Linked DNA regions of Mus musculus: regions 1, 2, 3, 4 and 5 are each linked to region 6. Evidence: chromatin loops called from intact Hi-C (ENCODE). Cell type or tissue: heart. All regions are shown on one strand. Region 1 overlaps Mitf (melanogenesis associated transcription factor). Region 2 overlaps Gm46970 (a long non-coding RNA gene). Region 3 has its middle 10 kb from the start of Gm24565. Region 4 overlaps Gm46970 (a long non-coding RNA gene). Region 5 overlaps Frmd4b (FERM domain containing 4B). Region 6 has its middle 25 kb from the start of Gm32191.

What was found. Peaks named below come from ENCODE experiments on the same cell type or tissue, not always from the same donor. Only the 100,000 strongest peaks of a DNase experiment are listed, where the experiment ranks them.
Region 1: it touches region 6 in a loop (2.8-fold over the local background); 6 of 42 quality-filtered maps call a loop at or near these places.
Region 2: it touches region 6 in a loop (2.5-fold over the local background); 8 of 42 quality-filtered maps call a loop at or near these places.
Region 3: it touches region 6 in a loop (6-fold over the local background); 30 of 42 quality-filtered maps call a loop at or near these places.
Region 4: a loop joins it to region 6, with 7 times the contacts of the local background. A loop is called at or near these places in 30 of 42 quality-filtered maps.
Region 5: a loop joins it to region 6, with 2.4 times the contacts of the local background. A loop is called at or near these places in 5 of 42 quality-filtered maps.

The regions. Positions count from the first base shown.
Region 1 is chr6:98,001,090-98,005,089 of GRCm38, reverse strand. Mitf (melanogenesis associated transcription factor) reads right to left here. Exons shown (of 10, transcript NM_001113198.1): 6 at 1,086-1,203. Among named protein-coding and RNA genes, the nearest start is that of Mitf, 200 kb to the right of the region's middle. In heart, a CTCF peak has its summit at 1,696 (motif pointing right); no DNase peak of the experiment used is centred here.
Region 2 is chr6:97,499,501-97,503,500 of GRCm38, reverse strand. Gm46970 (a long non-coding RNA gene) reads right to left here. Exons shown (of 5, transcript XR_003956336.1): 1 at 1-4,000. It also overlaps a transcript of Frmd4b not described here. Among named protein-coding and RNA genes, the nearest start is that of Gm46970, 5.5 kb to the right of the region's middle. In heart, a CTCF peak has its summit at 2,274 (motif pointing right); no DNase peak of the experiment used is centred here.
Region 3 is chr6:97,738,673-97,742,672 of GRCm38, reverse strand. No RefSeq gene overlaps it. Among named protein-coding and RNA genes, the nearest start is that of Gm24565, 10 kb to the right of the region's middle. In heart, a CTCF peak has its summit at 2,331 (motif pointing right); no DNase peak of the experiment used is centred here; H3K4me3 peaks cover 242 bases; H3K27ac peaks cover 165 bases.
Region 4 is chr6:97,521,746-97,525,745 of GRCm38, reverse strand. All of the region lies in intron 1 of Gm46970 (a long non-coding RNA gene), which reads right to left. It also overlaps a transcript of Frmd4b not described here. Among named protein-coding and RNA genes, the nearest start is that of Gm25852, 24 kb to the left of the region's middle. In heart, a CTCF peak has its summit at 2,405; a DNase peak (open chromatin) is centred at 2,405; H3K4me3 peaks cover 280 bases.
Region 5 is chr6:97,347,557-97,351,556 of GRCm38, reverse strand. The region is part of intron 7 of Frmd4b (FERM domain containing 4B); the gene reads left to right. Among named protein-coding and RNA genes, the nearest start is that of Gm32191, 97 kb to the right of the region's middle. In heart, no CTCF peak of the experiment used is centred here; a DNase peak (open chromatin) is centred at 1,616; H3K4me3 peaks cover 1,348 bases; H3K27ac peaks cover 2,185 bases.
Region 6 is chr6:97,275,621-97,279,620 of GRCm38, reverse strand. No RefSeq gene overlaps it. Among named protein-coding and RNA genes, the nearest start is that of Gm32191, 25 kb to the right of the region's middle. In heart, a CTCF peak has its summit at 1,530; DNase peaks (open chromatin) are centred at 570, 1,350, 2,290 and 3,070; H3K4me3 peaks cover 675 bases; H3K27ac peaks cover 2,684 bases.

The sequences.
Region 1 (4,000 bases), 730 kb before region 6:
ATATTACAGCCTTCTTGGTCTACGTAAAGCCACACTGTGAAGCTCATACCACAGCAAAATCATCAGGTGAACTATTTCCCAGGATGTAACCTGTAATCATGAAACTCCTAACTGCATATGCACGTGTGTGTGTGTGTGTGTGTGTGTGTGTGTGTGTGCAGACAGAATTAAAATTAGAATCTCCCAAATTCAGATGGTCAATCCAAGCCACTTTCTCGCTTGCTTTCTCATATAGAAGGGTAAGAAGGTCTTACTGTCCACTGCTTCTTAATGGTTTTTAAGTTTTTGCTTATTAGTAAATTACCTTTTGAGCCCCAATTAACACTTTTCTGGAAAAAAACCCTGTTTTTCCTATGTTAAAATGTTCTGAAATAGTTTTTGTTGTAATGCTTTTGGACAGAACAGTCTTTGCAACAATCCGTACCCCATCTACTCAACCCCACCCCCAAGTTTTGCAAGAGGCAAGAACTAAATAATAAAAAGGGATTTGGGGCAAGGACCATAAAATTCACCATGGTAGAATGCCGGTTCTAATACAGTTTCTGTCATGTTTTATTGGTCAAATGCCTTCCCTAAAGCATCAAACAAAGTGGCAAAATAGGTAATTTCACACTTGCCTCAAGAGCAAACATTCTGATGGCTCCATTTTATGATTTATTTCTCCTTCTATAATAAATCTCATGCACACAATACAGGAGAAAGAGGAGAAGGCATCGAAAGATGTAAGAAATACATTCTTACTCGATCCCAAGTGTGGACTCAGATGGAAAATTCAAAGCAGGATCCCCTAAGTCAAGACTCCAGGGGCTCAGCAAGCAAGATACACAGCGGGTAGGGGAGAGGCACTTTACAGGGGCGTGTACTGCCTATAACCCTCAACCCAAAGGGCTCCCAGCAACCCTGGAAACTGGCAACTTAACGTCTTAATACTGTATATTAAATTACTGCACAGAGGCTCAGGAAGCGAACACACTGGAAGAACACCCACTAGCTGCACAGGAAACGTTGCTGTTCCGTTGGTAACGCTCCCCAGTGGGGAAGAGAACAGAGTATCATAGTAAGAAGCATTTGTGCTAGGTACGTACCTGTGAGCTCCCTTTTTATGTTGGGAAGGTTGGCTGGACAGGAGTTGCTGATGGTAAGGCCTGGCGGTGGCAGGCCCTGGTTGCTGTAGAGGTCGATCAAGTTTCCAGAGACGGGTAACTAGACACAGACAAGAACAGCAATGGGTGTTGACTGACTGCAGAGGTTTTTTTGTTTTTGTTTTTGTTTTTTTTCAATAAAACTCATACTCTATTTCAGGCTTTATGGAAACAACACTCTTTGCTATAAAGAACTGTGTTTTTAAAACAGGAAAGTCTGAGGACTCACACAGAATTATATGATCTGTTTATATAGGGAGTAAGAAGGGTGCCCGCACTGACTTCTGTCTGGTGGGCACATTCCAAACATGTTGGCAAGGTGTCACCTGCTGCCAAAAGTGGCAAATGTCCCCTGGGCGCCAGGTATTCCTGTGAAATAGGAGTCCATGCGTGGCTTCCATCAGAGGACGTTTCTCTTCCTCCATCTTTCACCTCTCCCTACTTTTTTTCCCTTGCTTTCATTCATAAAGAAAAGCAATGAGCAAATACTTCCCTTTTGTAAAGCGGTGTCCTTATGGCAAAAGAAAAGCTGGCTTCCTTGAGATTGAAATTATCCAAAGAGCCACAAGAGGGAGCTCAAAGACTTTAATAAAAATATTTACAGCACTTAAAGCAGGATTAAAGAAATGCTCAACTTAGCCTTAACTACTCAGAGTGGTGCTGTCTCCTCCGGTTCTCCTGGGCTGTTTTAAAGCAGCAACCTCATTTTCATTTTTTCTTGACAATGATGTCCCAGTCGGACATGGATTTTCTCAAAGCTAGCTAGAGAGGACAGCCACAAGTTCCTCTTCTTATGCCTTGGAAATCTTCCTAGACAATCAATAGCTATGCATCACTCCTTCCATCCTGGACCCTCAGCATTGCCAGACAATTTCAAATAATGATTCCTTGATACCTGCATCACACCACGTTGCAGATTAGCCTTTCCTTTACCTGATCATAGCTCTCTATTATGTATTAGACAAGTAATTTCAGAAAGCATCAAAGAGGAATTAAACCATGGAGGGACCCAGAGGTACACAGCAAGGTGGTACTCCACATACAGGATAAGCTAGTTTTACTTGAAAACCTTGGGACAAGAAGGACTTAGGGTTTTTTTTTTTTTTTTACTTCTTTATAATTTTGTGATGTTTATACACATATTTATCTTGGGAATAATACCTAGATGTAAACATGAAATTTATTTATGTTTTATTTACATCTTATACATACATACATATGGCCAAAAGATAACTTTGTATTTAATTTTTTTAGTTCACCAGCATTTGGACTGTAACCTAGTTCATGCAATTGGTTATCAAACTCTACTTAAAGCATCAGGTTGACACTAAAAATGTTTTTGATTTGGAGGTTAACAAAATGGCAGAGTGGGTAAGACATTTGCCAAGGCTGACAACCTGAGTTCAATTCCTGGGGTCCCTGTATTGACTTCCAAATTGACATTTGACTTCCATACGTATGCTGTTGCACACATGCACCTAAACACAAACACATAGACACACAGATACAAATACACACACATACATTCATGCACACACTATGTAGATAGGGAGATAAGAAGGTAAATGAGAGACAGACAGACAGACAGACAGACAGACAGACAGACAGATAAGGGCTGTAGAACTTTTTGGTTATTTTAAGTTTTAGATCCAAGAGACGGAAAACAGTTCAGTGGATAAACTGCTTGCTGTTCATGCATAATGATATGAGTTTGGATTCCCAACTCACATAAAATCTGGGTACATATCTTTTATACCTCAGGGCTGAAGTGGTTGTTGGACAGGGAATCCCTGAAGCTTACCAGCAGCCAGCCAGTGTAGCCTAATTGGCAAGGTCTCAAAAATAATAGGTGGGAGACTTCTGATGCTGGTCTCTGGCCTCTGTATATGCATGAGCTAAAGCCCTGGATGAAGAGATGGGGCTGGGAGGTGTTGTACATAGTGGAAGCTGCTCTCAGATGTGTATATTAGTAAGACGGTGGTGACAGGCAGGCAGGGCAGGCAGGGCGGGCAGGTGGGTAGGTCTTGGAGAAATGAGCACTTGTAGAATCTTCATAAGCATAATACTCACACCCACACCCTGCCACACGCCAGTGAATATGCACTGCGCTAACTTAAAATGTCCTTGGGCCACATTTCAATGCCTTCCAGCAAAGGCTCTGATAACTGGTGCCTGATTATTAGCAGTCATTGCTCTGAGAGGTTCTATTGAGAAACAGGTCACCTCAGGGGTCAACCTTGCTCTCTGTGTGTTTGGTTTTGTTCTTGTTCAACTTAAGGGGCCACGAGAGGCATTAGCATGTTTGCATAGAGCACTGTAAAAGGCCAAAAAGATGAAAGTTACAAAGCTATTAGGAACTGAAGTCTAAACACATTTCCCAGGTCCAAATCTGAGCATTAATAAACCAAAAATGCAAATTAAAACTTGGAAACAGTGAGCTACAAGATTAATCCAGTAGCTCTAGAAATATTAACTGTGTGTGTCTTATGTCCTCATATGTGAACTGGATATAAACATGCACTTCTGTTACGATGTTCATGTTTTAAGAGACAAATGAGAGACGCGCACGTGCAGGTACAACTCACTCAAAACTGGGCATAGTGGCACATATCTGTCATCCAGCCATTAAGAAGCTAAGGCAGGAGGATCAGGAGTTCAAGGCCAGCAGGGGACTACATGAGATCCTATCTCAAAAATCCCAAAGCAAAATCAAAGCAAATCTCTAGGTCATCACAGACTATACTTTGAAGAGAGAGAAGGGAAGAGAGAAGAGAAAGAAAAAAGGGAGGGAAGGGAGAAGACAGAGGAGGAGAAAATAAAATTGGGGATGGAGGAGAGCAAAAGAAAAGGGAAAGGAA
Region 2 (4,000 bases), 220 kb before region 6:
CTGGCCTGATGGACAAGGGTTTCCTCTTTGCTTATTAACGGTTCCCTCTCCTTGAACCCCTGCACTTCGCTAGCAATGTGCTCTATTCGGCTGCGCTATAACGCCTCTGCAGCTGGCAGAGCCACACCCCTGCAGGAGACGATGCAGAAGCTCCTGCTGGGAAGCAGCCTCGAACCCCACACCTGGGATTCACATAATTGGGTTTTCAAGAAACCAAAAGTCTTCCTACAACTGTGCTCACTGGGTATTCCACCGCTGAGGACCATGTTCCTCTCCTCCCTGCATTCTGAGTTTGCATGGTCATTGCGATCCAGGACCTCAGTGCTGGACTTACATGACACTACATAACCACTCTGGGGCACGTCTCCCTCTGCCCCCTTACATGTGGGCAGGTGCATGTGGCATGGGTACATGTGCACATGCATGTGCATGCATGCAGAGGCCAGAGGACACTATCAGGTATCTATCCTCAGGACCACCCACCTTTCCTTTCCTTCACTTTCTTTCCCCCTCTTTTTCCCTTCCCTTCCCTCCCCTCCTCCTTTCTTCCTGTAATTCCTTTATTTTTCAAGACAAGCTCTCTCACTGGCCTGGAGCTGACCAAGTAGGCTAGTGGGCCCCAGGAATTCCCCTTATCCCCTCTAAAGGCCCTGGGATAGAAAGCCTCTGTGTCATATGTTGCCACACCCCTATGGGTGCTGGAGACTGAACTCGGGCCCTCACCTGACCAGCTGAGCTCTTTCCCCACCCACTTGGGTCTTTTTTCATCACTCTTCAATTTATTTTATTTTTATTATTTATTTATTGTATTTTATTTATATGCTTGACTCTCATTAGTTTCTTCCCGCTTGACTCCTGCTTGTCATATACAGTATCTGGAAATCAATGGTAGTCCCTATAATCTGGTTGCCTAGTTAGATATCAGGGATCCATGAAGCCTGGAGTTGATAGAAAATGCAAGTCATGGCTTACTTTGGAACCTGGCTGTGTTTACTCCCACATCTGTGAATTATCCATCTACCCTGTGTGGCAGTTTGCCACAGGCTCTGGAATACAATGATAAACTCACCTTTCACAAAGATTTCAAGTCAAGTGTAAAATGTATCCTTGAAGTTTTCCAAAAGTGACAGAAAATTCACACATCAGTTGGTTCAGTTAATAAGTAGATGTATCATCCCCAAGTTTATTTATTTTATTTTTAAATTTTGTGTTTGCTTTATTGTTGTGTATGTGAATAGCTTGCATGCCTGGTACCCAAATAGTCCAGAAGATGGCTTGGATCCCCTGGAGCTGGAACTAGAGATGGTTTTAACTACCACGTGACTGCTGAGAACTGAACCCAGGTCCTCTGGAAGAGCAGCAAGTACTCTTAACATTGAACCATCTCTCTAGCCCCTCATCTCACTGTTCATAAGGAGGCACTATCTCAGGATATCCTAACCTAACGCAACTCATATGCAGTTCTTAAAGTTCTTGGTGATTGCCATTTTAAGTCATCCTGTCTGTATCAGCTCCAGCCTCACAGCGGCAGTATGGTGTCTCCTCAAAGCTTCCAGAACTGTGCCTCATACATTTTCCCCTGGGTTTTAAGGGGCTCATACTGAAATAAATGTGCTTTTGTTTGTTTGTTTGTTTGTTTTTAGAGACAGGGTTTCTCTGTGTAGCCCTGGCTGTCCTGGAACTCACTCTGTAGACCAGGCTGGCCTCGAACTCAGAAATTCACCTGCCTCTGCCTCCCAAGTGCTGGGATTAAAGGCGTGCGCCACCACACCCGGCTAAATGTGCTTTCTTAAACCTATCTTATGGTCAGAAGGATGAGATTGTTGTAATTAGCCCACCCTCCTGGTTGGGGTAGAAGAACAGATGTTGGTTAATCACCAATGGCCACATCAGGTGACAGACACAAGGAGTGGGAAAATATTCACTGTAGTGTGTTTTGTAGTATGATATAAAAGGAAGCCTTATGAAATCCCAGAAGGATTGCCTCTGCACAGGCAGCCATATTGAATAATTTATTGTGAAAGGCATGTTCTTTCTAACTAAATCTGAAGGTTTCTCAAGTCTGCACAGACTATAGTGATTGGATCTCCTGCTGTCTGAAATCTTGTCTCCCCCAACCACATCCATAGACTTTGCAGAAGGTTATGAGAGGCATCACGAGAAAATCTGCCGAATGAGACATCGACAGGACACATTTTCCTAGAACAACAGTGCTGGTGTGAGGGTTGGGTTTTTTTCTTTTTAAGAATTTATTTATTTTATTTATATGAGTATACTGTAGTTGTCTTCAGATACACCAGAAGAGGGCATCGGATCCCTTTACAGATGGTTTCCAGCCATCGTGTGTTTGCTGGGCATTGAACTCAGGACCTCCAGAAGAGCAGTCAGTGCGCTTAACCACTGAGCCGTCTCTCCAGCCCCTACTGGTGTGATCTTTAAGAAAGAAACTCAAAGTCATTCAAGAATGCATTCAAAGAAGCATTTAAAAGGTCAAAGGGATCTTTAAGATGGACGAGATGAATTTCAAGTGTTGATGAAGTTGCCTTGGGACTTCTACCTGGCCCATTACCTTTGAGTGTAATTCACTTGATGGAATAGTTGAAATGGCCCTGTCTCCATACAATTTCACTGCTATAAAAAGAAATTAAATTAATCTGGATGCTGTCCTCACCACATGACCATTCTTTAATGACTGAATTTTTTAAAGCGCTTCCTCAGCTAACTGTAACCTGATGTTTGTGTGGTTACACCTTCTCACGTACATACCGTGTTCGTGTGCAGGAGTACGCTGTGCATATTTAAAGTCTTCATTTTAATTATTCTTCCACTCTAAAACCATAAAATAGTGTGCTTGGAAAATGGGATCCAAAACTTCAGTGAAAACTGCCAGTAAGTAGCTAACTGTTAGTGCTCTCTATATTTCTGCAGCTAATCAGGATGCAGGCTTAGGAGTCCTATTTTAGAAACAGAGCAAACTCATGAGGCACATGGAGCTGCAGCATGCTCCCCTGCCCCTGGCGGAACCTCTCCTAGAAACAGAAGGAGCATCTGCACGTCCTAGTGCACTCTGGAAAGGCGCTTTGGAGACCTAAGCCACTTAGGAGGGATAAATATACCTCAGATCATCGTTACCGCTCCTTTCAGGACCACTCAGAAGCAGGTCAAGTTAAGATTACCACGGTTTAGACCTAGAATCTGGTCCAACACCTTCTTCCTTAGCTCCCACTGTCCAACCACCTCATGCTTAGCTGTGTCTACATCACTGCATCTTCATCACTTTGTCCCAGTTATTTTTCTTGTTTTCAAGTGGTGGCTGGTTCTAGTCTGATACCAGCTTCCCGTTTTCTCAATTCTTGGAAAATACTTCCACGTCTTCATTTAGTCACAGGTATAATGGTGGTGCTGATGATTTTGTGCGTTTCACACGTTAACAGTATATGATTCAGCAGCTTCCTGTGTAGCTTTAGTTCTGCGGATATAACCCAATGTCAAGACATTTCTCGGCCACCCCACTTATATTCTGACAACTTCATGACCACTAACCTACCCTCCATTTCTAAGATATGTATAGTTTTGTCTAGTTTCTTTTGCCTAATATGACTTGATCCGTATTAGAAAATAGTTACATCTGTCAGTACCTGCCTCCTACTTATGGCTGATAACGCAGATAGAGCATATTCTGTGTATCTGCTTGTCACATGATAGACATTTGAGTTTTCCACTTTGGGACTACTCTAAATAATATCACTGTAAGCATTGGTGTTCCAAGTTTTTGTTGAGCATATGTTTTCAATTCTCTTTGGTATATGCCTTCTTCCTTTTCATTGCTGAGAGTATTCAGTTGCTTGGGAGTTTACCATATTCTTGTGTGTGGTGCTAGGGGTTGAACCAACGGCCCTGTGAATACCAAGGCAAGGGCTCTACCACTGAGCTTCATCTTCAGCCTTGTATTTTTAGAGTCTGTTCACCGTATAATACATGTGATTTTTTTTCCCACCCT
Region 3 (4,000 bases), 460 kb before region 6:
ACTTTCAGCAGATCTTTAATTCTCTAAGATCATATCTTAAGATCATCCAAGAAAAATTTACAGCGAAGACTTTCAGATTCCGTAGCCTGTGGCCTTTTCCCTCTTTATCACGTACTTTACTAAATACAATGATTTAAAATTAGACAGCAGCTAATGTTTAATTAGTTTAGGATTGGGACTGAGGGCCAGTTGGTAAATGTTTGCCTAGCATGCAAACTGGATTCAATTCCCAGGACTGCACAAACTAAGTGTAATGTCTCCTGGCTATAATCCCAGTATTTAGGAGGTAGAAGCAGGAGGATCCAAAATTCCAACTCATCTTCAGCTCTATGAGTTCAAGGTCAGCCTGGACTATATAAGACCCTATCTCAAGAAGCAAACAAACAGTGAAGGTGTACATTTTTATTTAAAAAAATTTATTAGTATATATCACTTATGCCCAATAATGGATTTTGCTGTGCATTTTAAAAATATGTATTTGACTATATTCCCCCTATTTTGAATTTCTTTTTAGTTACATTATTTTTCCAGTTAAATAAATGAATAGGAAGGAGTGCTTACACACTTCCCTCAGCCTTATGGGCGTTCCTCAGCTCTCTGTTACTTTACTGAAGATGTGCCCTCTAAACTCTGGGCTACAAGTCCTTGACTGACATAGAAGCATTTTATTCTGTTGGTAGTGAAGGGCTGTTGGTAAAACCTTGATGGACTCGAAGGTCACAGCCCACTTCCCCCCAGGCAAATGAAGCACTGTGGTTTCCATAACAGGCAAGAACATTAGCAGGGTAATTACAGGAGCTACTGGAGACCAGCTAAGAAAGAGGTTGCCAGCCTCTAGGTGGACCACAACGATCACATTCCCAGATCCAGATCATAGTCACCATCTTGTTTTGCTAATAGTTTTGCCCTCTCTTCTAATCCTTTCACAGAAATTAACCTATGTGGGAATCAGGCACTCGGCACCTGCAACTTTGCCTACCTTCATTCAACCCCACAACCATGCAGTGCCCCCCTTCAGATCTTTAACAGCGTGCACGTGTGTGTACGTGTGTGTTCGTGTCCCGGCCAGAGGGCAGTCCTGGGTACCATCCTCAGAAACGTCCCCTCCCAACTCCTTTAGGTTAGTGTCTTTATTAGCACAGCTCCCGGACCTTGACAGTTAGGCCGGAATGTCTGGCGGCTGAGCCCCTCATCGACTGTCTCTGCCTCCTTTGTGTTGAGGTCACAAGCTTGCCCCACCACGTGGAGCAATTTTATGTGGGTTCTGGGGAAAGAACTCAGGTCTTCATGTTTATGAAAAGAACACTTCACTGACAGAGCCATCTTCCCAGTTACCACTCGAAAATTCCCACGAAAGCTTAGGGGTGCTTTGGAGACAAAAACATATATAGCCACGTGAGACATACAACCATATATTATCAGGGAGCTCACAGAAGCAATCTTTGTCTCTGTGTTAAGAGGCTGATCATGGAGCCAGCACTCCCACCACTCTCACGGAGGAGCTGGGCACGATGGAACTCACACTACTGAGCCACAGCGCCTGAGGCCAAGTCATTCCTCCAGAGGCCAGTGTAACTCAGAGAACACTGATGGAGAAAGCTGCCCTGAGGACAATTAACTCCAGGCGTGGTAGCGCACACAATGCTAGCGAAGCCTTGTTAATCAAGAGAAACCAAGAGAACTTGCTTTCCAACTCAGGAACGACGGGAAAGCGGTAGTTCAGAGAACGCACATGACTCTTGGCTCTTCCTGAAGAAGAGCCTGAAGATCCTTTCTCACCGTCCCAGGTTCTGATCTTCTGTCTGCACTTCCATAGGAATGACCTTCAAAGTTTCCTGTTTAATGAATGAATGTCCACAAAGGCGGGAGCTGCTACCGACAGTGTCTGAATCACCAGGCTCTGCATTCAGCAACACTTCCCGTGCTGAACAGCCTCGGCTCCGGTCTCACTTGTCAGCTTTTATTAAGTCCACATGGCGTGAAGAGCCAGCGCTGTGAGGGGCACTTGACCAAGAAAATTAAAGTAATTTAGCCCTCATCTAGTAAACCGTCGGTAGGGCAGGCCTCCAGGCTGTTAGATTTTGCTAATTTAATCTCATGAAGATGGGTAAATGATAGGGATAATTTTTTAATGGAAAACTAGAAAAATTAAAAATATGAAAATGGTATTTTTGCATTACAGAAAGTACATTCAACATTTTTGGTAGATTTGATTTTATTTAGAACTAAATAGTATTCAAATGTAATGCTAATTTCAATTCCTGTAATTTTTACAGGAGTTTTAATAACTGGAATTTGGAGCAACGAATTAGTTGCGCTGAGAATGAAGTTGCACTTTGGAAAGTATGCCAGCAGGTGGCAGTGTCTGACAAAGGGTTTTTTAACTTTTTGCCTTTTCCCTTCCCCCGCAGCAAATTCAAGTCAAAAAAATAATTAGGCATCGCTTATTTCTTATTACTACAGAAGCAGCTGGTTCAATCCTTTGGAAAAGAAAAATAAAATGATTATCTTCAACTGATTCTCTAAATATCCCAAATTGATTTCAATAAGTCAGTATTATTTTTTGGCAATATAGATTAATTTGTACAGATGAGAATAGTTTTATTCGTGTGTGTGTGTGTGTGTGTGTGTGTGTGTCTTTTATCACTCTTTCTCTTTATTTTTTGAGTCAGAGCCTTTCACTGAACTAGAGTGACTTGGTTGGGCTAGCTGAGCAGCGAGTCCCAGGCATCCTGCTGTATTGTCTCCCCCAGAGCTGACTCGGCTGGCAGGGCACACACTGTTGCTTTTTTATTGTGTGCTTGGAATTGAACTCAGGTCCTCCTTGTTTTATGGCAGTCACTTTACAGCATAGCCAGCTGACCAACCCTAAGAACAGCTTTTTTTCTTTTTAAAGCTGATTGAACAGAGGCATTCTCTCAATTCTTTTACAGGCACGAATCTTCAATAACATCCCCAATCGATTTTGTTATTATTTCAATTCAATTGACTTGTGTGCCAAACAAAAATTGGAGTGTTTCTGCCACAAATCTCCTTAATCTTTCCTTTAAGAACTAACAAACAGATAAAAATAAAATTAAAAACTGAGGTGAGATGCACCTGCCTGCAATCTCCTTACCAAGGAGGCAGAGGCAGGAGCATGACTGCAAATTCAAGGCCAGCCTGGTCTACATAGAGAGTCCCAGACCAGCCAGGACTACACACTGAGACCATGCCTAAAGGTAACATTTTCTCTTCTTTATTAAAAGGTAACATTTTCTCTTCTTTATTAAAAGGTAACATTTTCTCTTCTTTATTAAAAAGAAAAACAAGAGAAGGTAAAGATGTTAGTGGTTAAGAGAGAATTCAGAATCCTCACTCTGTTTATTCTGGTTGGAATCCCAGCTGTGTTTTCTTTGAATATTAAACTGTTTTGACATTTTTTTTTTCATACTGTCTTCTGTCTTTATTATTTAGATCAACCATATCTCAGGAGCTGTGCCTATGTATAATGTTGCATATCCAATGTACATGCATGTCATAAAACGATGCCATTTCACTCAGCAACCATATCAGGCAGAGAGTAAGGAGGAGTAGGAAATCGAGGACTCTGCCTCCCCAGACCTGGCACCCTGCCTGAGGACATGGGGATAAATGTGCCACAAGTTTCTGAAAAGACTCAGATGACCTCTGCTGCAGAGCAAGGACAGCAAGGTGAGGAAGATGCAGAGTACAGAGGTCTAGAAAGGCACTGTGGCCTTATTAACCCTTGAGGGACTCGTGGCTCATGGATCTGCAGGCTCATTCGAGGCTGGGCAGCAGCAAATGAAACTGTGGAGACAGTGAGAAGAGCTGGGTGATGGAGTCATTGCAGTGGGACTCAGAGTTGGCCTGTTGTATGGGAAAGGATGAACGGATGGGGAAGCAGAGAGATCTTCTGGGCCGAGAAAGCATGAACAAAGACTTAAAACTCATTTCAGGACATGGGGAGTCACTGGAGCCTCACTAAGGGGCCAAAGCT
Region 4 (4,000 bases), 250 kb before region 6:
GTTATCATGTAAGTTTCTTCCATGTTTTGAACCTTCTCTGGTGATTTGATTTAATTTCTCTAACCTTCTACGGGGACCACACATGCATGAGCAGAGAGAGAGAGAGAGAGAGAGAGAGAACATGGGTCATATATGGTGGCACTGACAAGTAAACCCACCCCTGGGGAGCCTGAGGTGGGAGGCCCTGGAATTCAAGGACATGTCTCAAGAAACTGGTGTTTTGTTTTTTTCTGACCCGCAGTAAAATGTATGTCTCGATAGCCCCAGCTATTTTTACTACAGCTTCCCCATGATGCCCGACTCAGGTACCACACATAATTGAAACAGGGCTGCTGCTGCATCCCTGGTCACAGGTCCAAACCTGGGTCACCCTGTGGCTTACCTTCTGGATTCCTGATACTGTCATATGACACATATCTCATTTTAATTATCAAGTCCATGGTACTAGCAGATTCTGTGAATGAAGTGCTGAAAAAACCGTGTGTGTGTGTGTGTGTGTGTGTGTGTGTGTGTGTGTGTGTGTGTGGTGTGCTTCCAGCAAAATCTATGTCAGGTATGAGAAGCAGCTGCGATGGTGGACTTTTAGCCTCTCTAGCATCTGACAGCCCTGTTTCTATTGAATGCTGAGCACATCCTTAGTATTTCAGAATCAGAGGCACGATGGCACAGTTACTAGACATGGCTTCTGAGGTGAAGTGGGGCCCCGCTTCTTGCCTTAATTGGAATTAGAGTCTCTGGTGACTTACTCTTAACACCCATCTCCTATGGCTCATTTGTGTGGCCACTGCTGCCACTGCAAAGATTGTGTGGGGCTGGGAATTTGATAGTATAATTACCAGACATTTATAGTACCCGTAGGTGCTACAGTGAAAGATGAAGACAAAGGCAGCCATGTACACTCGAGTCCCAAGAATTCAGCTGTGAGATCTGACAGCTCGGCCCCAGGACCAGAATTTAATTTACAAATGGAGCATTAAGGAGTGAACTTTCCCCCCATGGCCAGTGCGCTGAGCTGGGGGCAGAGCATGCTTCCAGAACTGGCTTCAGGACATGGTCACCCGTCACTTAGGACGATGAGGAAATAATGAGCGGCCACGTTCCACCTCGCTGTTCATTCTCTAGAAGATTCCCTGTGAAATTCCACCCCATCCACATCCTTACGACAGCTGAAGAGATTGGTCTTTGTCAAGGAGCTTGTCAGAAGTGCTTGTGGGGCGAGGGGGATTTCTAGTGTCAGGAGGAGGGGACACGGCACATTGGATATTGGGAAGAAAGCATGATGCAAATATTACAATGAGCGATGAAACTTGCCGGTGAGAGAGCTCTGTGAAGGCTGAGAAGTAGTGGGTGTCTTAAGGAGCAATAACACACCTCCCTCTCCCGGAATGCCTAAGGCCATCTTCCACATCAAAGATGGGAGTTAGGAGGTCCAAAGGGAAGGATAAAAAAGCCGTTGCTTTCCAAGCCCCTCACTGAGAGATAAAGTCAGCACAATTTGTGGTTCAGGATTATACACACATTCTTTCAGCTTTACCTCAAGACAGCAGCTTCGGAAATTAACTCAGGGTTCCTCAGCAAATCTTAGATGTGCCTTTTCCAGTTGAAGGAAGCCACTTCAACTCCAACTAGGAACATTCACATGGGGACTCAAGGTAATTGACAGATATATCGGTTCTTGTGTCTTCCTGGGATCATTTGATTTATGACGGGGGTGGGGGAGTACCTCATTTGTTCAGTGTTCGTTTTTTATTAGCAGTGAAATCAAGGAGTTTCTCCTTACATATAGTTTCTTTTTTGTATATCTTATGAAAATCACCCGTTCCCATCCCTAGCATAACTAAGAAAGAAAAAAATTAATCTGGAGTTGACAAACTGAAGGGCAAGAAAACGTATCTTCATTATCCAAGCCAGGTAGTTAAGTACAGGCTGAGTGTTCCTTATCTGAACGGCTTGAGGACAGTGCAGTTTGGATTTTAGATTTATTTCTTTAGTTTTGGGAAAGCTGCATGTATCTAATGAACTCTTTGCACAAAGATCCAAATCTAAACATAGGTTCCCTTGATGTTTCCCATGCAGTTCGTTACATGCAGTATACACAAGCCTGGGGTGATTTTATACAGTATTTTAAATAACTCTGTATGTGAGACAGTTTTGTGGCGTGGAATTTTCCACAGCTGATGCTCAAACGATCTCATGTTTTGAAGGATTTTGCGTTCGATGTTTTTGGAGACATTCAACCTGCAATCCCAAATAGTTGGGCAGCATGAATGCTTGGCTTCTGCCTGCTGTGCTTAGTTGGTGTTGTGACTGAGTCACACTCCCTCCTTGATCCCCTGCCTCTTTCCCCTGGCCCCATTGGCAGTTGCTAAAGCCTGCAGGCGTCTTTGCAGTCCGTGCAGATTCTCACGTAAACGGCAGGTGGCGCGGTTGAGCAACGCTTGATGCTCCCAGTAGCGATTCCCAGCCTTAGAGCACAGCTCAGCTTGCAACAATTTCAAGATAAGGATCTGTAGTTCCTCCGCCAGTGTCCGCAGCAAAGGAACCTTATCTAGTCTGTATCTCACACTCAGCAAAAACACTACCTTCAGCTGGGAAAGGCTTTTTTTCCCGTGGTTGCACATTTTCTTTATTACCTGTCACAATGGAATAAGTTACCAACGACTTTCTTTCCCGATCCATCAGTTCTCCCAGGGAAAGCAAATCCCTTTCAGCAAAGTGGCAAAGCTGAAGCATCCCTCCTCTGAAAAAAACAAAAAACAAAAAACAAAACAAAAACAAAAAAACAAAAGGCAAAAAACAAAACAAAAAAAACCTATTTAAATTATATTGAAGTAAAGTTATTAAATGTTAAACATGCCTGTGATATAAACACTCTGGCTGATTTCTACAATGAATATTTCCATGTGATTGATATTTAGTGCCATAAAAAGGGTCTCCAATGGTGCTTACTTTATTAAGATAAAATGTGAGTCCTGCGGTCGGATCTTGTGGCTACTGTATTGCTGAGCTGCCAGGAGGATAAGCAAGGTTTTGCACTTAAGTACCTGATGTGTGTTATAAACAGATCTGGGCTTCCTGGGGGTGGTGCGGCCAGGGAAACTAGCGTTTGATACCCCCATTAGTAACTAAAGGGGTTGCTGGACTTAAGTTGGAGATTGTGACAATGAAAGATGTAATTCTCTCTAACCTATCTATATTCTGTTCTTGGATACTCTTCAAGGGTCCTTTGAGAGTTGTGGGTGTGTGGCTAAAATCTCATGGTCTCTGAGCTAGGGTGGGGACAAGGTGGACCCCAAGCGACATGGGGACATCTCTGAGGTGCTATTCAGTTTTAACTATGGTGATGGGCGTGCGAATGCCTACACATGTCAAAACCTTACAATCTGTCCATTTGAAAGGGTAAATGTAAATTAAGCATTAATATAAGAAGGAAAGAAAGAAAAGGAAGGAAGGAAGGAAGGAAGGAAGGAAGGAAGGAAGGAAGGAAGGAAGGAGAATGAGAAGATAGTGGGTGGAATGTTGCTACCAATGGAAGCAGCCGCTGTTGCAGTCCCTCCTATGTTAAGGCACTTACAGAGGCTTCGTGTGGCAACGGAGGTTAAGGGGGAAGACTCTGTGTTCCAGTTCCGGCTCCAAAGCCTGTTTGCTGTGTGACCTGGAGCAAGTTCACAGATATCTCTGTGCCATCCTTTACTAGAAAACCGCACAGGGCAGTGACTGTGTTTACCCCAAATGAGTGAGGATTAAATGGATTCACGTTAAAGTGCTTAGGATAATGAAAAATAAAGAAGGTCGGGCACATAGTAAATGTTGTCAAGTGCTGTCATCTTTAAAAAATACTTGGGAGGGAGCCAAGGCTGTGATAAAGAGCGACAAAGTGGAGATTGCTTTCTGTAATCAATGAAAGATGGCACCTGGCCAGGAGGAGCTAATTAGGAAAAGAAGGGGACGGTTAAGAAAGGGATGAGTGTTCGAGTGTGTGTCCCAAAGACACACCGAC
Region 5 (4,000 bases), 72 kb before region 6:
TGTACACATTTCGGCTTTAGATGGTAGTTTGCTATTGTTGACTTAGCTCTGTCTTACCCAGCCCTTCCTTATGTTCAACCAGATTCTAGGACTTTCCTTGAGGAGCCCAAGGCTGAAGATGTGTCACATACTCTCTTGAAATTGTCCATCTCAAACCAGGTAGTGGAAGAGAACATGATAAACTGAGTCTTATATACACTGAGCCTCGCACAAACTCTCAGGGTTACCCCAAAGGAGCTGTTTATTCTTTCCATGCCTCCTCTGTGAGTTGGGGTCTTTCTTGAGGAAGTTAGTGGAGTGGAAGAGCTGTAAATTACAAAGTGTACTTTACAAAGGCATTAAGTATTGATAAAAAGAACAAAAGGCATGAGTATCTGTCACTGAAGGTGACAATAGAAAAGAATTCAACATCACCCACCCCTGTCTAATCTCCTCCCTGACGGGCAGTGTATATTCTTCTGCCAAACATTTTTTTTTTAAATAGAACCAATGTAGGAAAATCAGGCAAAATAAAATGATGATCAGTCCATGTCATCATGGTTAGAGCAAAGACCTACAGTTGGCCTCTACAAGGCCAACAGGCTCATTCAAACCCTAAGACTTCCATGTACTGCCTGCATAATCTGAAAAAAAAAAAAACTTACCTCCCCAAACCTTAGTTTCCTGGAACATGAAAGACAACTTGTAATAATTGTAAGCATGCCATAGGTTGGTACAAGGATTGAATTAATATTTGTGAGATGACCGGAGTTGTTCTGGAATTATCACTTTGATATACCATCAGAATGCTTGTTGGTTGCAGTTGTTTTTAGACAGTGTCTCATGTAGCCTAAGCTGGCCTGAAACTTACTGTAGAGTCATAGATGACCTTGACCCCCTGACCCTCCTGCCTCCCCTTTTTCACTAGTGGAATTACAGGCATTGCCGATATATATGCCTAAATGGATAGACATGTGTACCATTCTCCTGTTACAAATGCGAGTTGTTGCCCATGTTTTAGCGATTGCAAATAATGTCGCGGTGAACATCTGTGTGTATCTGAGCCTGACATTATTCCAGTGTGTGTGTGCATGTTTGTGTGTGTGTGTTTAAGATAGATTTTATTTCTTTTAAAAAATTTTTTTTATATTTATTTGTGGGGAGGGGACAAATCACAGTTCACATGATGTAATGAAACTTGGTGGCAATCAGGCTTGAGCCCCCCCACCCCCACCCCTCAGTTAATTGCTCTCAGACATCCAGAGAAGTTCCTTTCCCATGGGAAATAGGGACATTTTTATAGCACCACCATAAATTGGTAAGATTTCCTTCCATTTGAAGCTAGGTGTTAAACCAGACCCTTATTCTGACCCAGAAGTGAAGTGAAAATCTAAGTCCTTCCACTTCCGAACAGAAGCATCCCAACACTTAGTTACTTGGTAACCTCAGCTTTCAGGATCTTAGAAACAAAACCAAACGAAACCCCCTTTTGCCTGCTTGTGGCTGGCCTGGCAGGTCAGTGATAAAGCCGGGTCAGCTTTCCGGAATTCTCTGTTTGCCTGTGTTGTGTTACCAAAGCACTTTGTTATCTTTGCGGTGTAAGGGCTGACTTGGAAATTCAGGCTGTCAGCTATTTAAAGCAAAAAGAAGTCCCCTCTCCACTCCTAATGAGCCTTCTGAGAGCAGGGCTTCCTACTGGTCACAATAATGTTAACTTTAAGTACTTTGAAGGATCCCTGGCAGGAAGGGAACCGAGAAGGGTGGGGCTTGCTATTCTTAAAGGCATTTTGGAAGAAGAGTTTGAGCAGAGCTTGTTTGGGGCAAACTCTTGTGGGGGATCTGAGGAGAACAAAGAGAGAGCAGCAAGTAGAGTTGTGGGGCAAGAGCAGAATCTAGATGCCAGGTTAGGGTGTCTATGTGCACCAGGAAACTAGGTTTCATAGGTAAACAGCAGTGACCCCAGGCTCATTACACCAGTGTGAGAAAGCAACAGCAAGCAGACAGCTCCCAGAGGTCAGGCGCTGAACTGAGGACTTGCATGAGCCAAGAGGTATTAGCGATGCCTGAGAGCTTTGGAATTTAACCACTTGGTTTCAAACAAATTGATGGATATGGTAGCTGCCCTGTCTGAAACCCAGTCTGTCTCAAGTAACATTGAATAGGTAATAGCAGCCTGGCGTGGCTGCTTTATTATTTCCTCCACCCTCCTGGCAGGCCTAGGACAATGGCATTATTGCTGTCCCACTTTACCGGTAAGAACACTGCGCTTTGGAGCCCTGGATGAATCAAGTGTGTTAGGGGCTTCCTTGAATCTCAGAGAAAACACAAACTTGTAATACACACTTATTAGCAAAGATGGAAATTGTCAGACTTGAACACGTCTGTCTTATTTCAGGACAGATTTAGTGAATTACTAAGTTTATGGTGGCCAGAGAGATGCTCAGTGGCTATGAGCACTTGCTGCTCTTCAAGAGGACCTGGGTGCTAGTCTCAGCACTCACGTGCTGGCTTACAACAGCCAGTAACTCAGGTCCCAGGGTATCCAGCACCCTCACCGGCTTCTGTGGGCATTACACTCATGCATCATACAGACATCTGTGCAGGCAAAACACTCTTACGTGTAAAAAACAAAGTCTCCAAAAAGGGTTTTTTTTTTTTTTTTCGTTTGTTTAATAAGACTTTATGGTATATGGAAAGGAATTCAACATACCCACACGCAGACAGAAGTGTGTTTCTTCGTGTGCGTTCTTCGTGATGTTTGGTTAAAGTTAAACAAAGGATCTGGAGATGTTGTCCATTTGGCAACGTGCACGATGTCCCCAGTACTAATTAGAGCTGAATAAAGCCCTGTTGGTACATTCCTGGGTGGTAGAAGTGGGAGCATCAGAAGTTAGATGCCGTCACCCTGGGCTGTGTGGTGAATTTGAGGACAGCGTGAGCTGCATCAGACCCTGGTTCAAACAACAACAAAAAAAATCAAACCAAGTTTCTTATATTTTCTCCAAGTTTCAGTCTACTTACATACACTGAGTTCTAGAAGGGCCACATCAGCAGTGTTTGATGTCTGAGTGACAGCCCGACCACTGTTCTGTGGGCTTTATATCACTAACCACAGTCTTGCGGAACAACAGAGGCTTTGCAGCTTGTATAGTCTGTACCTTAAATTACCTTATATTAAACATCTGAAGGATGGGCTACAACTAAGAGAACAGAAACCCCACCTGCACCCCCAAGGAGATCAATCCTGTCCTCTTGACCCAGTGAAATTTTCTCCAGAAGAGTGGACCAGGCTGGGCCACTCCTGACGACTCTGTGAGACTGGAGTGAAGCTCCGTGTGGTGTTGACAATGGCTGGCTGTTTCAGACATGGACCGGTCAGTCTTCTGTACCAATAGAGAGTGGTAGGCATGAACTACTTGGAGTCCTCAGAGGCCCGCCACCCTGGAGCTAAGGCTGACATGGTGAGCAAGGCATCTTGCATTCCTGCCGATGAGTGTTTGCACATCTTTTGGTGTGGTTCTGGAAACATGGAGTGATGACAGGAGCTGTAACATAACCCGTTGCAGTTGGCTGTACCAACATGGCCGACGCAGCTAACCCACCCGTCAGTGCGCAGAGTTACCTAAGGTAGGAAGAACCGACAAAGCTTCCAGGCCTCAAGTTGACTCTATATAATCTTGACTTCCCTAGTAGGAAGTTTGCAGATTCTGACTCTCTGTGCTTTTGGAGAAAACAGCATGCATGCAGATTCTTGTTCTCCTGGTTTCCAGTTTTCGAGTTCTGGATTTTAAGAGTACAGGTCAGCCCTGTTCGCCACATTTCCCATTAGCAGCCAATCTCTGAAACTGCCTTACTTTAAAAATTGAAATTCTGTAGCTATTTAAATCAATAGCTCTCCAAGACAACTCTGGTTCCTTCTGCTCCTATCTATATGATGAGAGCTAAAATATTTTTATTTAAAATATTTATAGGTCTTTATGTTAACCTTCTTTTCAGCCTAAATAATTCTTGTAGGTGTTTT
Region 6 (4,000 bases):
GGCCCATGGACTTCTGGGAAATCTCCTGTCTCTGCCTCACAGCTCACTGTAGGACCACTAGATTACAAATGTGTAGCCGACTACTGGAATACAGACGTGCAGCTCTGTCACTTGGCCTTCTCTGCCTTTTCAAGATCCAACCTGAGCTCCTCACTGTCAGGGGGCAGTTGCTTTACCGATTGAGTCATCTCCCTAGCCCCAGACCCGAGGTGCATTCATTTAGCCACTCAAATAACAGTACTGAAATAAACATCCCAGCTGAGGGTTGATTCCTGCCCCCAGCTCCTAGAATTTTCCCCCCTCATTTAATCCTCACAGCAAGGCCACCACAGTTAATCCCAGCCCAAAGCTCTTGGATGTTAGTCTTGTGCCCGGTGTGTAGTTAGAGGCACTTAAGGCGGGGTTCCAGAGACAGCCTTTGTGAAGTGTGAGTTCCTTCCGTTCAGAGTGCACGGACAGGTAGGCTACACTAGAGACCTGAATGGGTGTTTTCCACCTCCTCCTCCCCCCTCAGCTGTCCGGCAAGGTCAGGGCAAATTATACCTGTGAGTATTCAAGAGTGAGTACCACCTTAAATCAGACACCCTGGCACCTCCCTAACTCATGCTGCGTCAGGTCATGCTGTTGGCTCCAAGACAAGTCACTGCCTTTTCTGCACACATAAGAAAGCAAACAAGCAAAAGATTTAGAGAGAGGGGGGAAAAAAAAAACAAGAGGGCAGGCAGTTAAATTTGGAAAAGAGTTCTAAGTGCCAATTTTTTTTTTTTTTTTTAAGAATTTATCTCTCAGGCATCCTGGGAAAATTTTAGACAGAGCTGAGAACAAAACCATTCAGTATGGGAAGTGTGTCCTGTAGACCTGAGATTCCTAGGCGACTGGAAAATGAGGCCAAGACCACTCCTAGGGTTTGGCTGAGGAGAGAAGGTTTTGTTGTAGGTGTGAGGGAGAGGACAGCCAAAGGCATCTGGAAGGGTCCAGACTGAACTGGGCCACGGTCGGGGATGGGAGGCGAGAGAGGAAAGGAGTGGCAAGCGATCCAAGAGAGGAACCAAGATACTAAGAGGGCATGTAACTAAAATGGCTGAGTTATATAGCGATCAGAGGCTGGGGGAAGGAAAGCCCAATCCGCGGGCTACAGAGGTTTAGGGGAAGGAGAGGGGGAGGGGCGAGAAGTTCAGGGAGAAGCCACAGGCTACTGAGAGGTAGCCAGAGTCAGCTTTGATATGTTAATAGGCACCTCAGGTAGCCAATTGCCCTGGGTTTCTTTGAGACCTAACATTAGGCAAACCCTCCTCTGTGCAAGGGCAGCTGGGACAGTTCCGAGTGAGAAGTCTGTGCAGTGAGGTGTCACACGCAGATAATGTCCTTCCTGCCTTTCCCGGGCACGGAGAGGTGCCCCGGCTCAGTGCATAAGCCCTTCATCTGGACAGAACCTTCTAGACTAACTAGGACCAGGTTTCTTCTAATCGTTGGGCTGGGTCTGGACTTTCAGAGCGTACAATATTGGTTAAGAAGGACACCTAGGGGCCGTCCCGGTTTACTGCAGGCAGGCACTCCTAGCTGCCCTGGATTCGGGATTCTCAATATTGTATGAACAAGGTGCTGTAGGTTACAGGGAGAAGGAAACAAACCTAACGAAAGCCCAGTTTCTAATTTCTAACCCCCAACACTTCTGATTACTCGCTGTGCTCTTGGGGGAGTTGTTTGGGGGGTTAGAAGCATGGAGAAATGTAGGGATTCAATAACATCTAACTCTTAATAACGTGTGCCTCAGTTCTTGGGACAAAGTAAGCCACGTCTTGTTATTGTTTCTAATGGGACTCTGCAAGGAAGAGAGTTAGTAACATTTAACAGCATTAAATTTAAACATCAATAATGTAAGACTTACATTTTTAATAGTCACTGAAGACCACAGTAGAGGTTTATAAAAAGTAAAGTACTTTCTCAGGGGGAAAAAAAAGTCAAACAAGCCAAACTGGCAAGATTTTTTAAACACAGTCTTTTAGAAAATCAAAATTAATTTATACATACACACAAATTCTGCTTTTTGGTTTTTTTTAAATTTTTTAAGTAAAGACAGGCTTGATGTGACTGGTTTTTCCTTTGCTTCAAACAACAAATGGTTTGTCCCTGTCTGGTACTGTGCCAACATATAACAAGAGGGCCCAGTGACATCTTTGTTTGCTTTAGATACAAGAATGAGAGCCCAGGATAAATGCTCAGACACACCAAAGGTCACATAATCAAGTACAGAGGAAATCACCCCCACACAGGAGCATCCTGGTGCAAGTCACCTTTTAAAGGGCATATGAAGAAGGACCACAGCGTTGGGGTGATCACAGGGCCTCGTGCATGCTGGGGCTGGGGCTGCAGCACAGAGACACATGCCAGCTGGGCATGGATCTAACTCTGCGCAGTCATGTGTGTGAAGGGAGAGAGAAGGAGACAGAGACACAGAGAGACAGAAACAGACAGGGAGACAGAGAAAGAAAGACATAGAGACAGAGACAGGAAGGAAGTGGAGGGGGAGGGAAGGGGAGGAGATAGAAGAGGGGGGAATGGGGAGAGGAGGGGAGGGGAGGAAGAGGAGGAGACATAGAGTCTTACATGGCCAAAGCTGGCTTCCAACTTGTGTAGCAGAGAACGACCCTAAACTTGTAATCTTCCTGCCTCTACCTCCTGAGTGCTGGGATTAGAGGTGTGTGCCACCGGGCTTGATTCACTGGTGCTGGGGACAGAACCCAGGGCTTTACACATATTGGGCAGGCATTCCACCACTGAGCTACATCCCCCCACCCTCATACTATTACTTGTTGGCAGAGATTTGGGCTCAGAGCTTTCTACCGTAGGCTGTCATTTTACTGGCCATGTGGTAGAGTTTACTGGTGATGTGTTTAACAAACAGAGACAAAGACCCAGTTAGGTTTGAATTTGAAACAAGCAAAGGGTGAACCTACATGGAGTGCATCCATGTCCCCAGTGTGTCCTCTATTTTATCGCCCTGTCACCCAGGCAACCTGATGGTTTAGTAAATAGAGCTGCAATTTCAAAACGGTCTGGATCTCCCTGGTTAGTTTTGGCAATTCCTCTAGGCTCCACCCAACAGCTACCTAGCAACAGCTTGCGCAGCTGCTTGCTTGGTACTAATAGCCAAACTCTCCCCTCCCCCTCCCCTTCCCCCTTCCCTTCCCCCTCTTCCCCCTCCCTTTCTCGCCCCTCTTCTCTCTCCCCCTTTTCCCTCTCTCCATCTCTCTCTTCCCCACAAGTTCATGGCCATCCTCTTCCTCTCTCCTCCCTCTTTGTCCTTCTTTGTCCCCCTCCTTTCCCAGGTCCCCTTCCCGTTCGCACTTGGCCCGTCACATGGTGGTGATTCCTCTGGGGAACACCTCCGGGCCCAACGAGACTGTCCCTCTCGCCCCTGCCGCATTATATTATGTTTTATAAAACACAACAGTTAAGACTCTCATTTCTGTGCTCTTCAACAGATCAGCAAGTGTAGATGGCTTTTAACAGAGTAACGAGATAGAAAGAGGCGTCAGAAAGTGGCTCAGTGTCTTAGGCTTCAAGGCAGGGGTTGAGTTTCTACTGCCTTCACTACCATAGCTGCTTCGGCACAGGAAATGCTCTGCACAGAGTGTGGTACCTGCCCATCCTGCAAATGCTGTTTCTTATACTGAGAGCTCCAGCTCAGGGCAACATAAATTACTTCCTTGGCACAACAACAACCCCACCTCCAAGGATCAACTTCCATTTACAGTGCAATGTAAATTATTGAGAATGTGTGGACTGGGGGCTTTAAAAGTACCTGTAATCACGTTGCCAACCTGGCTCTGAAATATCAGCCAGTTCCAGCTCCTTGGAGCTTAGTAAATTGAGTATGTGGTGAGCAGTTATTTCTTCTAATAATGTGGCTGCGCGCTGATGCAGACAGAGATGTCTCTAGATTCGCCTCCACGTTAGTGACCTTTGGAGGGTTTGGGGGGCATTCGTTTTTTTAATT